2 separate regions of the Homo sapiens genome follow, and region 2 is linked to region 1. The links are chromatin loops, found by intact Hi-C in ENCODE. Cell type or tissue: CD4-positive, alpha-beta T cell. All regions are shown on one strand. Each heading gives the region's core, and the rest is flanking DNA. Links, peaks and the distances in the headings are about the cores only.

Region 1 (7,729 bases), core at 1,739-6,738:
GCATTTAATAATCCATGGAACATTTCTATTAACTTCAGTGTGTGAATTGTGTGACTGCAGAATGGGTAAAAAAAAAGTGAGAATCAGGAATACAAAATATGCAGAAAATGAAAATAAGTGAGATGTTAAATATTTGATCAAGGCCTTTATTTTCAGGTAACCAGTTGCCATCTTGGGGTCTCAAATGCCAACAGAAGCCACAGAATACTATTCTGAATTATTAAAGTGACTAGGAGAACCTTGTTTCTTTTTACTACTTTTAAATGAGTATGTAGCCTCTCAAGCTAACCTTTGCTTAAACATTTAACATAGACATTGGGTGAAATATAAAAAAGCAAAAGTTCTCAGTCTAATACTCAACCTGTAATTATAAATCAGATTACATAATACAGCTCAGCCATTTCATTTTATTTTTCTGTGTTCTAACAATTTTTTTCAGTTTGAGAGGAACCTAACCAAGATTAGTTGAAAGTCTGCATTCTAGAATATTTTTATCTGTATGTGTACTGAATATATTTTTCATTTGCTCAATTCAATGCATTCATTCATTCAACAGATATTTATTGAATATCAGGTGCTAGGCACTGTTGTGGGTGTGAGGACATATCAGGGAACAAAATGTATAAAGATTCAGCCACTCTTGGGCCCTACACTTCTGCGAGGGAGACAGATAATGAGCAAAATATCCTCCAATGATAGGTAGTAAGTACTACAAAAGGGGTTGTATGGGAGTATTTTTGTTTGTTAAGTGGAGCTGTCTACTAGAAAGCTAATGAATTGGGAAAGTTATCCTAAGAGTGGGCGGTGTGTTATTTAGGTCAATGAGGACAGCAGCACCATGGTTCTAGGTGCAAATAGGCCCAGTGTGTCCAAGGAACAGCAACAGAGTCAAGGAAACCAGAGATGAGAATGGCTGACAGCTGGAGCACTTGTCAGGGCAGATCCTTGAGGGCCTTGCACACCAGGGGGAGGACTTGAGATTTTACCCTAATTGTGGTGGAAGCCACTGGAAACTTTTGAGCAGAGGAGTGTTATAAACTGATTCACGTTTTAAAAGGATAATTTTAGCTCAATAGTAAGTATAGCCATGAAGCCAAATTGACAAAGTGAAGGTTTTCTAGTGAGGACCTGCTTTGATGCTTGTATAAGAAAGATCTGGCATGAGCACTATCTGTTCACTGTTTGTAAGAAAACACCTGGCCGGGCACGGTGGCTCATGCCTGTAATCCCAGCACTTTAGGAGGCCAAGGCGGGTGGATCACCTGAGGTCAGGACCAGCCTGGCCAACATGGTGAAACCTTGTCTCTTCTAAAAATACAAACATTAGCTGGGCGTGGTGGCGAGCGCTTGTAATCCCAGCTACTTGGGAAGCTGAGGCAGGAAAATCACTTGAACCTGGGAGGCGGAGGTTGCACGCCACTGCCCTCCAGCCTGGGCTACAAAAGTGAAATTTCATCTCAAAGAAAAGAAAAGAAAATGCCCATCTGCTGAAGTAGTTGCAGTGACTGAAAAGTTTGCCCTCTTTGGTCATTTGAAAAGTCCACCAGTCTCCCTTTTACATTTTACTTTTACCCACTCAAAGCTTGCTTTTCCTCAGCGACAGGTCAGAAGTCAAGGTTAGAATAGGTTCATCCAAATACAGAGGCTGCCCCAGTCTACGGCCTCATCACAATCCATCCACAAGCAAGCTTTCCAGAATGGCCTCAGGTCCATCCCAGGACTGTGACTCTCAGCCATCTGCACATTGCTTACTGCCCAAAGAGTTCCTCCTGAAACTTCATCAGCACACTGTTAAGTGATAGAAGGAAACTGCAGAATAGTGTTATACTGTAGCCAGATCTCATTTTAGTAATGACATTTTTATGCCTAGAAATAATGTTTTAAATGTTCAAAAATATGAGCTAAGTGGTCAGTTCCAGCTTTTTTCCCTGTAGAGACCTGTCTCCTGCAGCCTTGGGTGGGATGATTCCAAGGCATGCTCTTCACACAGTTTTCTAGGGTTTTCCCCTAGGATTAAGCCCTAAACATCTATTATAGTAGCTGGCTTAATCTTTTATTGAGCTCCCCTTTTCTTCCCTGTATTGCTTCTTCATTACTCTGCTGGTGTTCCATGTACCTCTCAAATAACTACTTGCATTAATTCTTACCTCAGGATCTGGTTCTGAGGCACTCAAGCTGAGACATCCTCTATGTAAAATCTTCCTCCTTCCTGAGGTGGCATTAGGTGGCCACCTTCCTTGAGCCATAATGGCAGATAGGATCCAGGAGAAATGAAACTTACCAATAAAGGAGAGATCTGAAAATATTATTCCCATTATACCCATAATCCAGTAGTCTTTTTGTGAGCTTAAGCAAATACAAGACTTGCATTTAGGTATTCCTCCTTCTAAAAAATTAGGAGGTAGTTGCCTCTCCAAAATGGATTTCTCAGCCATTGCGTCTTCACCGCTTAGGTTAGGTAAAGCTTGGCTATTATATGAGGTTCTTACCTTCCAGCACAAGGGGACGCTACTTTTTTAAAAAAATATTTTTATTTCCATAGGTTATTAGGGAACTGGTGGTATTTGGTTACATGAGTAAGTTCCTTAGAGGAGATTTGTAAGATTTTGGTATACCCATCACCCGAGCAGTATACACTGAACCCAATTTGTAGTCTTTTATCTCTCACTCCCTTCCCATTCTTCCCCTCTGAGTCCCCAAAGTCCACTGTGTCATTCTTATGTCTTTGCATCCTCATAGCATAGCTCCCACTTATGAGAATATACCATGTTTGGTTTTCCATTCCCGAGTTACTTCACTTAGAATAACACTCTCCAATCTCATCCAGTTGCTGTGAATGCCATTAATTCATTCCTTTTTTCTTGCCTAGGAAACCAGGCTTCCTCCTAGACCAAGCTTTAGTCTTCACTACCTCAGGCAGAGAAAGCTTCCCTTGCATGAGGAAGTCATTGCCCAGCCTCTTCTCTGCTCTCTGTGTGCAGCTTCTCCCTCCCTGGCCTAGGGCCCTGACCCAGAATGACTCTTCAGCCCACGATTTTAATCGAAGGCCTCTAATCAACCTGTGGTACTACATGCTACACAAGATTCTCAGAAATCCCTAAGCTTTCTCATGAGCCTCCCACCCTGCTGGGAAATAAGCTGACTTATCAATTAAAGAATATCCAAAGATGTTAAGCCACTTAATCCTCCCCAAAACTCAGTGCGGTAGGGGTTGTTACCTCCCATTATACGAAAGGAAAGTGAGGCTTGGGAAGTAAAGAGACTTGTCCAAGATCACCTTCTGGAGCCACATTTTACACCACAGGTAAGAGAAAAGGGATCCGAGAGGGCACGGACACTGTGTCTTCAGACTGAGTGGGGAAGTACCATTTACCTGGGTACTTATTGGGTGCAAGTTGCATGCCCCCGGTGCTAATACACAAGGGACAAATTTATGGGCCTCCTAAAACTGTGGACAGTGCACCCGTCCAGCCAACTTCATGGGTGCACCGTGAGGCTCTGGTGATGTGGACAGGCTTATAAAACACTCTCCATACTAAGATGAGGTTGTGTTCCTGTGTCTAGGAAACGCTGGAAATTAAGTGTACAGCAATCAAAAAACCTTGACATCATCCTTGATGTCTCTCTTTTTCGCACACTCCAATTCACTCCATTAGGAAACTGTATTGGCAGAATCTAGTGAATCTTGTCCTTCAAGGCCTCTCTCTGCAAGGCTCCCATGAGCCCTGGGGGCTTATGGAGAGTTCTGGGTGGGCAGAGGAAGCCAGACTGCGTTAGGGAAGCAAATTTGGGACCTAAATTTCCTAAGAAGGTTTTAGGGGATAGGGACCCCAATCTCTAAGACCCCAGGATTCTGTTAAGATTTATTTTCTCATTCCAAATAAATGTTCACTGGCAAGCCCTAATTCTGTCTTCTCTTTCTTAAGCAGCCCTCCCTTCCTTCTCCCCACACAACTGTGTATGCTTCAGGCCCCAGAAATCCTTCCCTGCTTTGAGGTCTGGCGTTTACCAGGGCAGGGCTTGAGAATAGAGGTGTAAATTTGTCAGAAGGAAACAGGGGCCGCGCAGTAAGAGAGTAGATCCTCATATAACATGGCAGAAAGTCAATGGATAAATCAAGAAATCGCTATGTAAGTTTCTTTTTTTATTTTTTTATTTTATTTATTTATTTTTTTTTTGCGACAAGCGGGTGACCACTAGAAGAAATTAACGGAGGAATTGTTAAAAAGAGCTGTGATGGGAGGGAGAAGTGGCCTGTTGCTTTCATTATAAGCAAATCTAGATAATTTTATTTTCTAATAAGTAAGTGGGCGTTACTTTCATGTATTTTTTTAAAAGAAAATTAAATAAAAATACAAAACAAACAGAATACAAAACAGGAGAATAAAAAAGCAAACACGCACGCAACACAAAAGAGCCTTGGCGGTTGGGAGCCAGCGGGCGGGGGCGGGGGCAGGGGAGAGGGCGGGGCTTAGGACCCTGGGCGGGGCCAGGGCCGGGTCTCCTTAGGGCCCGCCCCAGCGAAGGGGCGGGGCGCAGATCTGTTTCCCTCAGACTCCATCTGCCCGGGGCCGCTAAGGGAGCGCAAGGTCAAGTTCGCCTTGGCCCCGCCTCCAGCTCAGGTACTAGGGGATCTAGACCTGAGGCTGCCCGGGCCGGAGGCAGCCTTGAGTCCCGAGACCAAACGTCGTTTCCCTCTCGGACCTCGGGCGCCGGGCCGCGCGCTGACCGACAGCCCCTGCTAGGCCCAGCAGGTCCCCTAGTCCCCCGCAGTCCCCCGAGACTCGCCGAGCGCCGTTGCTGAGCCCTGCAAATAGCAGGTAAGCGCAGCGTGGGCCCCTCGTCAGCCCACTAGGACCTGGATCGCGGCTGAATGCCCGGGCCCACGTGACTCCTGGCCCCTAACTGAGTCCTGGGAGTCCCCGCTGGGGCGACAGGTGGCGGCGGAGTGCGGAGCCATCCGGGGTGGCGCGAACCGGGGGGACAGCTCCGCGCTGCCTCTGCGCGCCGGCGGTTCTCGCTGCAGCGTGTCAACCTAACCCCCAGCTCCCCTTTGGCTATGACCAGAGTCCCGGAGACGTGGGTTCGGATCCCACCTTTAGCACTCGTGCACTCAAAGGTTAAAAATATAAGCACAGTGTCTAACAAATACTTAACGTGTTCCACTCAGTGTCCGCTGCTGGGCTAAGTGCTGGGGTTACAGTAGCAGGCCAAAAAATGTGGTGCCCTCCCCCGTGCAGCTCACAGTCCAGTGGGGGGAGACCGACAGCAAATGGATATCTATGCAAACAAGTGTGAACGTTAAAACTGTGGTCAGAGCTATGAAGATTGAAATTCTAGGGTGCTGGAGAGATTTTATCAGGGCCCCCAGCTACAAAGGCTGCTGGAACTAAAACTTTAGAGAATTCCCGGGCGGGGAACAACAGAGCAAACTCATTTTGTTGGGAGAGAATGTGGCTTGAGGAAAGGAGGGTTGGTGGGGCTGGCCTGCAGAGAGCTGGGGGGAAAGCAAGTTCCTTAACCTTAACGTTCTCCTCTGTAAAATGGGATTGTTCTACCCATTGAGAATGGAAATGGTGAATGTAAATGACTTAGCACTGCGTGATGGGTGCTGGATGTTACTCTGCACTAAACATCCAAGGCTTGATGTTGTTCTGGACTAAACACAGTGTGCCTGCCTCTCAGCAAAGTCACTTCCCCTCTCCTTGAGTCCTGTTTCTTCCTCTATCAAATAAGTGGTTCTGAGTAGAATCTCTCAAACAGCCTGTTCTCTAAAATGATGACTGGTTTAGTTGTTCATTCTTGAAACATTTAACTGGCGCCCACTTTACCCTGGCTCTGAGGATTCAGAGAGAAATCAGACAGGGGCCCTGCCCTCCTGGAGCCCATGTCCGGTGGGCCAGGTGAAATAAAGTGACAGTTCCACCCTGGCACAACCCAGAGAAAGGGTTCTTACCCACTGGCCTTGCAGGGGAAAGCTTCTCTGTTTTTCTCAGAAAGCCACCCAGGAGCCCCTGAAGGTATGGTTCACACAGCTCCACTGAGCATCAGTTACTTCTTGAATTTCATTGGTGGTTCTCAGCTTTTGGTGTCACCTCTTAAAACTGGACAGAAGACTTCCCAGAAGCAGCAACTATGCTGGGACCTTGCTAAGGACGTGTCAGACCTTGAGACCCCATGGATTTGGGAGAGCATTTTAGGTTTCAGGAAACATCTGTCAGCTGCTCACTGTATTTTATTGGCTCAAATGATCCCAATTTCTTATTTGGCTCTGTTCACAACATTGTTGTAGACAAAGAAAGTGCTCCATGAAAACCAACTGAGAGGCCCAGAGAGTAGGGGAACCCAGATGAGGCAGGAGTCTGGCACCATTTGTGGGGAGTGGTAAAAAAGAACAGGTATGATGTTAACAGAGGGTGTTGGAGGGAAGAGGAGAGAGAGCAGCCATTGTGCAGCCTCTCTTTTCCCCTCTCAGACCACTGCAGGATGCCAGCCCATGAGAAGGGAAGCTCCAGGCTTGGTGGTCACAGACCTGGCACTTCTCAGCTCTGTGACTGACCCTGGGCAGCTCACTCACCTTGTGAGTCGTGAGGATTGCTCAGGCTTAACAGGTGCTTAGCATATCGTTGGCCCTGAAGAAATATTAACTCCCACCCTCTCCTTCTCCTGAATGAACTAAAATATACATAGTTGTAGTGTCTACCTCAGAAGGTTATTATGGGGATTTAATGAGGACCTAAAATACATAGAGCAGTACCTGACATGTGGGAGGATACTACTACTATAACTATTGATATCGTTCCTTAGTCTGGACAAAAATTGATGAAACAAGACAGGGCAGAGGCGGGAGAGGGATAGGAGTGGAGGCAGTATGAGGAATTGTGCAGGGTGATTAGTCAGGGGGTTAGATTATCTGTTGCAGTGGTTTTGCCATAAAGCAAGAGCCTGGCAGCAGAGAGGGGTGTTCTGCATGATAAAGGGCCTCCTGGGCAGCTGCACTGTCAGAAAGCCCCAGAAAGCCCCAGTGTCTTTGTAGACTCAGGCCAAAGAAAGCGTAGCAAAAGTTGGAGAAAACTAGGGTTGAAAAGGGTCTAAAATGGTCTTTTTGATGATGTGTCTCTAACTGATGGCTGAGTGGGGGTTCCCTGCAGGGGGCTGCCACTGCACCTTGCAGACCCTTGCCATCCCTTTGAGCATGGTAACTGCCTGAGACCGTTCTGGCTCTTTGACCTGGGAGCTATGGAGTCTAATTTTGCAAACTTCTCACCCAGCAGAGTACCAGGCCAAAAAGGCATGAATCAGTAATGAACAAATAAATGAACATAAACCCAAGAGGCAGATTTTTCATGGTATATGTGCACGTGTGTGTGTGTGTGTGTGTGTGTGTGTATGTTTAAAAGGAATACGAAGGTAAGGAAAGATGACTAATGTATTTAAGCATTTGCTGAGGGCCAAATATTTTCATGTATGTCGCAGCTTAGTGGTGAACACCATAGTCTTGTAGTCAGATAAAATTGCTCGTGTGACTTTCCCATGTATCACCAAAGTGCTCTAAACCTGTTTTTGCATCTGTAAAATGAGAATCACTGTAGCTAATTCATAGGGCTGTTAGGAGCATTAAGCAAGATAAGCATATGAAGCACTGACCTCAGTATACAACATGCAGTATGGTAAGTGCCCGGTCAATAATGGCTGCCTTATTATTATATTTATTAATCTTCCCAATGAT
Region 2 (8,528 bases), core at 1,597-6,596, 1.3 Mb before region 1:
TTTACTCCTTCATGAGCATTCTTAGGTTAAACTGGCTTTTTTTTTTTTTTTTAATTGCAAGTACCTGGAGGTGAATACGATGACTACAGTCTGGTGCCACTGCCTTCATGCATGCTAAGGCATCAGCAGTTTTACCCATCATTGCTTTTGCACCATCAGGACAAATGTCAACAAATTTGTGCCAATAATGTATTTTTATGAAAATAGTTTTAAACTCTCAGACCACAACAAGGGTCTCAAGAAGGAGAATCCCTGACCCACAATGTTGTGCTACACTAATCCATTTGCAGAAAAATGGTAGCTGCTGTGCTACAGTAATTCATTTATAGAAAAATGATTTGAGAATATTCTCCAACAGGATAAGAAACTTCCCTTAGTTTTGCAGTCTATTAGTAAGAAGAACGGAATGCATTTTTAGAAGGAAAAAAAGGGAAGGAGGATGTCTGAATGTTTGTCTCCCCCAAAACTAGTAAGATGAAATCCTACTCACATCCCAAGGTGATAGTATTAGGAGGTAGACGCTTTCAAGGTGATTAGGTCATGAGATTGTAGCCCTGACATTTGGGATTAGTACCTTTATAAGACACCAGAGATCTTGGCTAGCCTCTCCTACTACGTGAGGATACAGCAAGAGAGTATCTTCTATGAGGAAGTAGACCATCATCAAAAAACCTGTTACTGCTTTAATTTTGAACTTCCCAGCCTTCAGGACTGTTAGAAATATTTGTTATTTATAAGCCACCAGTTTTTGGTATTTTGTAATAGCAGCTTAAACAGAGCAAGACAGAGGAAAAGGAGAGGTAGTAAAAATTAAGGAAATGAGACTAATAAAAATATGGTCAGAGTGAAGCGGAAATAAATCACATTAATTATACTTTTAAGTATTCTACTTCTGCCCTGATCTTCAAGCAAACAGGTGAAATAATTTAACAAATATCGTTCATTATACCCAAATGGGAATTTCCTACTGAATAAATAATAATGATTGAGCAAATGAATGAGCTCCAGGATATAAAAATAGACAGTTCTTAGATCATCTTTGATTTTACTCACTACATATATTAAATTATCTGTCATAAGAGCTGCAAAGAAAATACTTCATCCACTTAAAATCTTAAGGTATATAGCTCCTATTTGAGACAATATCTCCCTCAAATAGAAAAAAAATGAGCTGCCTCTGTAGATATATGCAGCTGATACAATAACTAGACAATGTACAATTCTATCAGTCTTTAAAAATACATTTAATAGTGCTTTCATCTCTATATACATACATTAGAGGTACAGCTAAAATTAAATCACATTTACACCTTTTTTACAGGCTGTCATGATATCGTTCCTTAACTCAATTAACCTAACTACTGACCTTACAAACTCTGAATATTAACTCTGGCAAAAGCATAATGGGATCAAAGGGTGTCTTAAAGAAAGCACGAGTTATGCATGTGAGTATTTCACCCAGAACCAAGGTCCAGTGCTGGTGTTTAACAATACAGCTACTAGGCTATTAGAAATGTGGGATTCCGATAAACATATTTGAATATTACAATTCTACTTATCAGAAAAACAACTTAAAGGCTCCATATTCGGAAAACCCTTGCCTAAGATTAAATACTCTGTGAAAGGTTACTCTTGGTTCTTTTAAAATATACTGGGCTTCCTTTAAAAAGATAAGGTGTGTTTTACTGAACTCACTTATGTAACCACATATAAAAATAAAATCAAGATGAGATGCAAAGGAAGAGAAATTATACGGCTGAGCACCTATCTTGTATCAAATCCTACATACCATATCTCATTTAATACTCTAACTACATATGCTAGACTGGGGGGGAGGGGATGGAGCTCCTAATCTGTGTGTTTAGATGCTACAAACACCTCCCATTCCTGTTCTTAAACCAGAAAACCTATATTTACATGTTTTTATAACAAAATGATGATCCTAATCCAAAGTGGGAAATTAGTGCAATCAAGCTAACATTTATTTCAAATATAAGTATGCCCCATTTTTAACTAAACTTGATACATGAATCCTGAACGCAGAATAATAGAAATGTTAGGAGCTAGAGAAGGGCTTTAGAGATCATATAATACAACCTCCTAATTTTATAGATGAAGCAATTGAAATAAAAGTGTCCATTTTTCACCCAAATTAAAATAGTGCTAGACTACATCTGCGGTCTCCTCACTTCAGGGTTATAGATCTAATTACAAGAGGGAGCTCAATTATTTGCATGAGATCTTTTCAAGAGCATCTACATAGCTACAGAATTTTTTTAAAAAGATTTAATTTGCCTGATTATTGGCAGTAAACATTTCAGAAATATGGAAAGCAAACTGCCTAAACTGGGTCTCACAGATCAATAGAAAAATATTGTTTTTATGCCAGAACAGTGGCCGGCCCATAATTGGTGTACAACAAATATTTGTTGATGAAAGTGTGCCAACCTAAAGAAAGTATTGCCATCACTGGCTCAATAGAGTCCATATGTCCAACTCAAAGCAAGGCACCGTGAATAGAACTGCGTGTGTATTTCTTTCATATTCTTAAAAGTCGATCTAAAAACTGCAGGATTTAAGAAGATGCCGGTAAGAGTCTCAGCATAATTCACCGAAGGCATTTTTGATAAGAAAACTCTTTATAATCCTCCAAATAAGTAACTCTTAAAATTGCTATGATTCTCCAAATGATTTAGAAGGAGCAAATCTAAACAGGAGGCTAAACTGGAAGCTCTAACACTCATTTTGGCAATCAGGGAACTAAGACTTTAGGCTTAGTCCTAATCTTGCACACACATAGTAACTATTAACACTATCTTCAAAAAATCTGACCTCTCTCCACTCCTACTTTCTCCTAAGCAGCAGAAAAGCAAGCGGTGTTCAAGAGGGGTGGTTTTCTCGAAAGGAATCTGACCCCAAAGGTACTGGAAAGCTTTGCACCCCATTCACCACCTGGAAAACCTCGGGCAAGAAATTTTCCAAGGGCTAGAAACACCCTACAGCAACCACGGGAGAATACCAAAGCCTTCCCCGCTCGATCCCGTAGCCCCCTTACCACCCACCTTGCAAAGCCGAGCCCGGAAATGAGCGGCCCGAGGTCCGAGGTGGGGCGTGAGTGACGTGCAGAGGCCCAAGCGAGCGCTGCAAGGAGCGAGGGCTAAAGGAGTCTCCGGCGCCCATTTTGTCCTCAGCCTCCGCACTTTCCGCCCCGTCCCCTTGGGCCATGCAACCTACGCGAAATCCGAAGCCAGGCTCCTCAAAGCGGCCCTGGATCCCCGACGCCTGCTAGATTGCGGCGTGCGGCCAGGTCCAGCGGCGTCCGGGTAATCAAGCGCCGACCCCAGCTCTTGCCCGCGTCTCCTCAGACGCATGGATTCGGCCTCCGCCTCACCCCGGCCCCGCGGGCCCAAAACCTCACTCCCGGCCCGGGTTTCATGCCTCAACCCTCTTTGCCCGGGCCTCACTCTCTCGCCCTCGGGCCCGGGCCTCACCCCCTTGCTTCCCCGAACCGGAGCCCCCCTCACCACCCACGGGCTGGGTCGCTCCCCTCACCCGCAGGCCCGTGGCAGCTCCCCGCCCAGGCCTCACTCCCGCCCCCCCACCCCCCCACCCCCCTCGGCCCCCCTCGCCCCCCTCGCCTGCGTCTTCGGCCCCAGCACCCTCAGCCCCAGTGCGCACGCCCCGCCAGGACCTTACCCTCCGGCAAACAGATGCACCAGCGTGTCCCTCTGGCTCATTCTCTCTCCCGCATGTCCTCCGGCCGCTGAGGCGGGACGCGGATCTGGCCGCCCGCTACGGCAGGCGGCTTCGGTCCCGGACTGGAGACGCACAGCGCCCCGGGGACGGCGAGGAGAGCTGGCCGAGATGCGGCTGCAGAAAGCAACCGGCACAGCCCTCCCCGCGGCACTCCAGCCGCGCCACCGCCTGCCTAAGCGCGCCGCCCTTCACCAGAGGCTGAAAGCGACGCAGCGCAGCGCGACGGAGAGTGGGCGGGGGATGGTAGGGGGAAGATGACTATTTGATGGCTCCCGACATAAACAGAGGCTCCCATTGGTGTGAGCGTCGTGACGTCACGCACTCTGCAGTGTTCTTTCACGTGATCCCTACGGGCTCTTTCAATGAAAGGGGCCGCGAGGCGTGGCCAGAACGCGTGCCCGGAGGGTGGTAGGTCACCGCGCTCCTAGCACCTGAGACCTGGGGCGCCCCTGGCCTGAGTGAACGCGCCAATCACGGCTGCACTCTCCTGAACAGGGAACTGGCGGGGCGGGAAAAATCGACTTGGTTCCGGGTTCGCAAGCGGATTTACTTTGAAAAAATTGGATTTATGACCCAGCAGTTCCCTTGGTGTCTATCTCAGAGTAACCCTCGCACAATGCATAAAAAGGTTTGTGCACGGATACTCCTATATAGGCTCACAAACAGTACAGAATTATGAACAATGCTTGCAGTTGCAGAAAATTGAAATCAGTGGGGGAATGAAGAAATAAATCATGAAACATTCCTACTATGGAATATTATGCAATCGTGACAAGGGATGAGGTGATTCCATATGGCAAAAAATCTCCCGAAGTGTGTAATAAGTAAAAAAGGCAAGTAGAATTAAAATACTTGGGTTTGTTTTTAAAAGAATAAAAGTTCATGGGAAATGGAATTAAAAGATAAAATTTAAAAATATAAACTTTGTTTTTCAACGTAAGCTCCATCAAGTTAAAGACAGTTTGGTAAGTGATGATACCGGCTCTTTAGTCCATCTGTAAAGAATTGAGGGTTCTGGGAATTTAATCATGAAAATGCAGGCTTTTTTACGTTATTAACTGAAGAAAAATGGGTGCCATTTACAGATTTTTCACGATTAGAAAACAAAAATATGTCAGAAGGAGCCAGGTCAGGAATGTAAGATGGATACCTGATAGTTTCCCATCGAAATCCCTGGAAAAATGCCCTTATTTAAAGAGAGGAATGAGCAGGAACATTGTCCTGATGGAGAAGGACTCTCTGGTGAAGATTTCGTAGGTGTTTTTATGCTAAAGCTTTGCTTCACTTTCTCCTATAGTAAGCGGATGTTATTGCTCTTCCACCCTCCAGAAAGTCAACAGGCAAAATACCTTGAGCATCCCAAAAAGCTGCTGCTATGACTTCGGCTCTTGACCAGTCTACTTTTGATTTGACTGGACCACTTGCACCTCTTGGTAACTATTGCTTTGATCCAGAATCATACTGAGAAAGCTATGTTTGATCTCCTGTTACAATTCTTCAAAGAAATGTTTCAATATATGATCCCACTTGTTTACAATTTCCATTGAAAGCCCTGCTCTTGTCTGCAGCTCATCTGGGTGCAACAGTTTTGCACCCATCGGGTGAAAAGTTTGCTCAACTTCAGTTTTTCAGTGAGAAATGTGTAAGTAGAACCAGTTGAAATGTCTATGGTGTTGTATATTATTTGTGCTGTTAATTGTGGGTCCTCTTCAATTAGGGCACACCGAAGAATAATCTTTTCCTCAAAAATCGATGTGGATTGTCTGCCACTGCAGGCTTCCTCTTCAACATTGTCTCATCCCTTCTGCAAACAAGTTATCCATTTGTAAACTTCAGATTTCTTTGGGGGAATTTTCCCCATCAAACTTTTGTAAAGCATCCTTGATTTCACCATTCTTCCACCCAATCTTGACCATAAATTTGATGTTTTTTCTTGCTTCAATTCATGCTGCTCTGATAGGGGCTGTTTTCAAGCTGATGTCTTATCCTTTTTAGTGCCTCAAACTAGATCTTGTTCAGATACATTATAACAAGTGAGTACGAATTTTTGGTGCAAAAAAGTTTGAAATTCATACATAGTTTTTTTTTTAGTTAGGAAAAATGTTTATATAAATTTAAATTTACATATATTCCATCCTTCTCTTAACTGAAAAGAGTAAGAAACTTTCTGAGATTTTCTTTGTTACCAGTTCCTTTTTTTTTTTTTTTTTTAATATACTTTAAGTTCTGGGATACATGTGGAGAATGTGGAGGTTTGTTATGTAGGTATACATGTGCCATGGTAGTTTGCTGCACCCATTAACTCGTTGTCTACATTAGGTATTTCTCCTAATGCTATCCATCCCCTTGCCCCCCAACCCCCGACAGGCCCCAGAGTGGATGTTCCCCTCCCTGTACCCATATGTTCTCATTTTTCAACTCCCACTTATGAGTGAGAACATGGGGTGTTTGGTTTTCTGTTCTTGTGTTAGTTTGCTGAGAATGATGGTTTGCAGCGTCATCCATGTCCCTCCAAAGGACATGATCTCATCTTTTTTATGGCCGCATAGTATTCCATGGTGTGTATGTGCCACATTTTCTTTATCCAGTCTAACATTGATGGGCATTTGGGTTGGTTCCAAGTCTTTGCTATTGTGAATAGTGCTGCCAGAAACATACGTGTGCATGTGTCTTTATAGTAGAATGATTTATAGACCTCTGGGTATATACCCAGTAATAGGATTGCTGGGTCAAATGGTATTTCTAGATCCTTGAGGAATCGCCACACCATCTTCCACAATCGTTGAACTTATTTACACTCCCACACTGTTACCCAGTGTGAAAGCATTCCTATTTCCCCACCTTCTCTCCAGCGTCTGTTGTTTCCTGACTTTTCAATGATCGCCATTCTAACTGGCGTGAGATGGTATCTCATTGTGGTTTGCATTTGCATTTCTCTAATGACTAGTGGTGATGAGCTTTTTTTCATATGTTTGTTGGCCACATAAACGTCTTGTTTTGAGAAGTGTCTGTTCATATCCTTCATTCATTTTTTGATGGGATTGTTTTTGTTGTTGTTTTGTTTTTGTTTTTGCTTGTTTTTTTTGAAACAGAGTCTTGCTCTTGTTACCCAGGCTGGAGTGCAATGGTGCAATCTCAGCTCACTGCAACCTCCACCTCCTGGGTTCAAGTGGTTCTCCTGCCTCAGCCTCCGTAGTAACTGGGATTAGAGGTGCCTGCCACCATGCGCAGCTAATTTTTTTTTTTTTTTGGTATTTTTAATAGAGACGGGGTTTCACTGTGTTGGCCAGGCTGGTCTTGAACTCCTGACCTCAGGCAATCCACCCGCCTCAGCCTCCCAAAGTACTGGGATTACAGGCATGAGCCACTGTGCCCAGCTGGTTTTTTTTTTTTTTTTTTTATAAATTTGTTTAAGTTCCTTGGAGATTCTGGATATTAGCCCTTTGTCAGATGGATAGATTGCAAAAATTTTCTCCCATTCTGTAGGTTGCCTGTTCACTCTGGATAGTTTCTTCTGCTGTGCAGAAGCTGTTTAGTTTAATGAGATCCCATTTGTCAATTTTGGCTTTTGTTGCCATTGCTTTTGGTGTTTTATTCATGAAGTCTTTGCCCATGCCTATGCCTGAATGATATTGCCTAGGTTTTCTTCTAGGGTTTTTATGATTTTAGGTCTTGTATTTAAATCTTTAATCCATCTTGAGTTAATTTTTGTATAAGGTGTAAGGAAGGAGTCCAGTTCCAGTTTTCTGCATATGGCTAGCAGTTTATTAAATAGGGACTCCTTTGCCCATTGCTTGTTTTTCTCAGGTTTGTCAAAGATCAGATGGTTGTAGATGTGTGGTGTTATTTCTGAGGCCTCTGTTCTGTTCCAGTGGTCTATATATCTGTTTTGGTACCAGTACCATGCTGTTTTGGTTACTGTAGCCTTGTAGTATAGTTTGAAGTCAGGTAGCATGATGCCTCCAGCTTTGTTCTTTTTTCTTAGGATTGTCTTGGCTATATGGGCTCTTTTTTGGTTGCATATGAAATTTAAAGAAGTTTTTTCTAATTCTGTGAAGAAAGTCCATGGTAGCTTGATGGGAATAGCATTGAATCTATTAATTACCTTGGGCAGTATGGCCATTTTCACGATATTGATTCTTTCTATCCATGAGCATGGAATGTTTTTCCCTTTGTTTGTGTTCTCTCTTATTTCCTTGAGCAGTGGTTTGTAGTTCTCCTTGAAGAGGTCCTTCACATCCCTTGTAAGTTATATTCCTAGGTATTTGATTCTCTTTGTAGCAATTGTGAATTGGAATTTGCCCATGATTTGGCTCTCTGTTTGTCTATTATTGGTGTACAGGAATGCTTGTGATTTTTGCACATTGATTTTGTATCCTGAGACTTTGCTGAAGTTGCTTATCAGCTTAAGGAGTTTTTGGGCTGAGATGATGGGGTTTTCTAAATATTCAATCATGTCATCTGCAAACAGAGGTAATTTGACTCCCTATCTTCCTATTTGAATACCCTTTATTTCTTTCTCTTGCCTGATTGCCCTGGCCAGAGCGTCTAATACTATGTTGAATAGGAGTGTTGAGAGAGAGCATCCTTGTCTTGTACTGGTTTTCAAAGGTGATGCTCCCAGCTTTTGCCCATTCAGTATGATACTGGCTATGAGTTTGTCATAAATAGCTCTTATTATTTTGAGGTATGTTCCATCAATACCTAGTTTATTGAGTGTTTTTAGCATGAAGGGGTGTTGAATGTTATCAAAGGCCTTTTCTGCATCTATT

The links. Peaks named below come from ENCODE experiments on the same cell type or tissue, not always from the same donor. Only the 100,000 strongest peaks of a DNase experiment are listed, where the experiment ranks them.
Region 2: it touches region 1 in a loop (4-fold over the local background); 2 of 110 quality-filtered maps call a loop at or near these places.

Annotation. Positions count from the first base shown.
Region 1 is chr3:139,674,796-139,682,524 of GRCh38, reverse strand. It overlaps NMNAT3 (nicotinamide nucleotide adenylyltransferase 3), which reads left to right and starts at 4,553. Exons shown (of 7, transcript NM_001401600.1): 1 at 4,553-4,820. RefSeq lists a silencer at 4,450-4,499. In CD4-positive, alpha-beta T cell, for the core only: no CTCF peak of the experiment used is centred there; DNase peaks (open chromatin) are centred at 4,524 and 4,914; H3K4me3 peaks cover 1,463 bases.
Region 2 is chr3:140,937,264-140,945,791 of GRCh38, reverse strand. It overlaps SLC25A36 (solute carrier family 25 member 36), which reads right to left and starts at 3,956. Exons shown (of 7, transcript NM_001104647.3): 1 at 3,697-3,956. The coding sequence starts at 3,737. RefSeq lists enhancers at 2,803-3,032, 2,672-3,519, 3,613-3,982. In CD4-positive, alpha-beta T cell, for the core only: no CTCF peak of the experiment used is centred there; DNase peaks (open chromatin) are centred at 3,211 and 4,041; H3K4me3 peaks cover 2,257 bases; H3K27ac peaks cover 1,297 bases.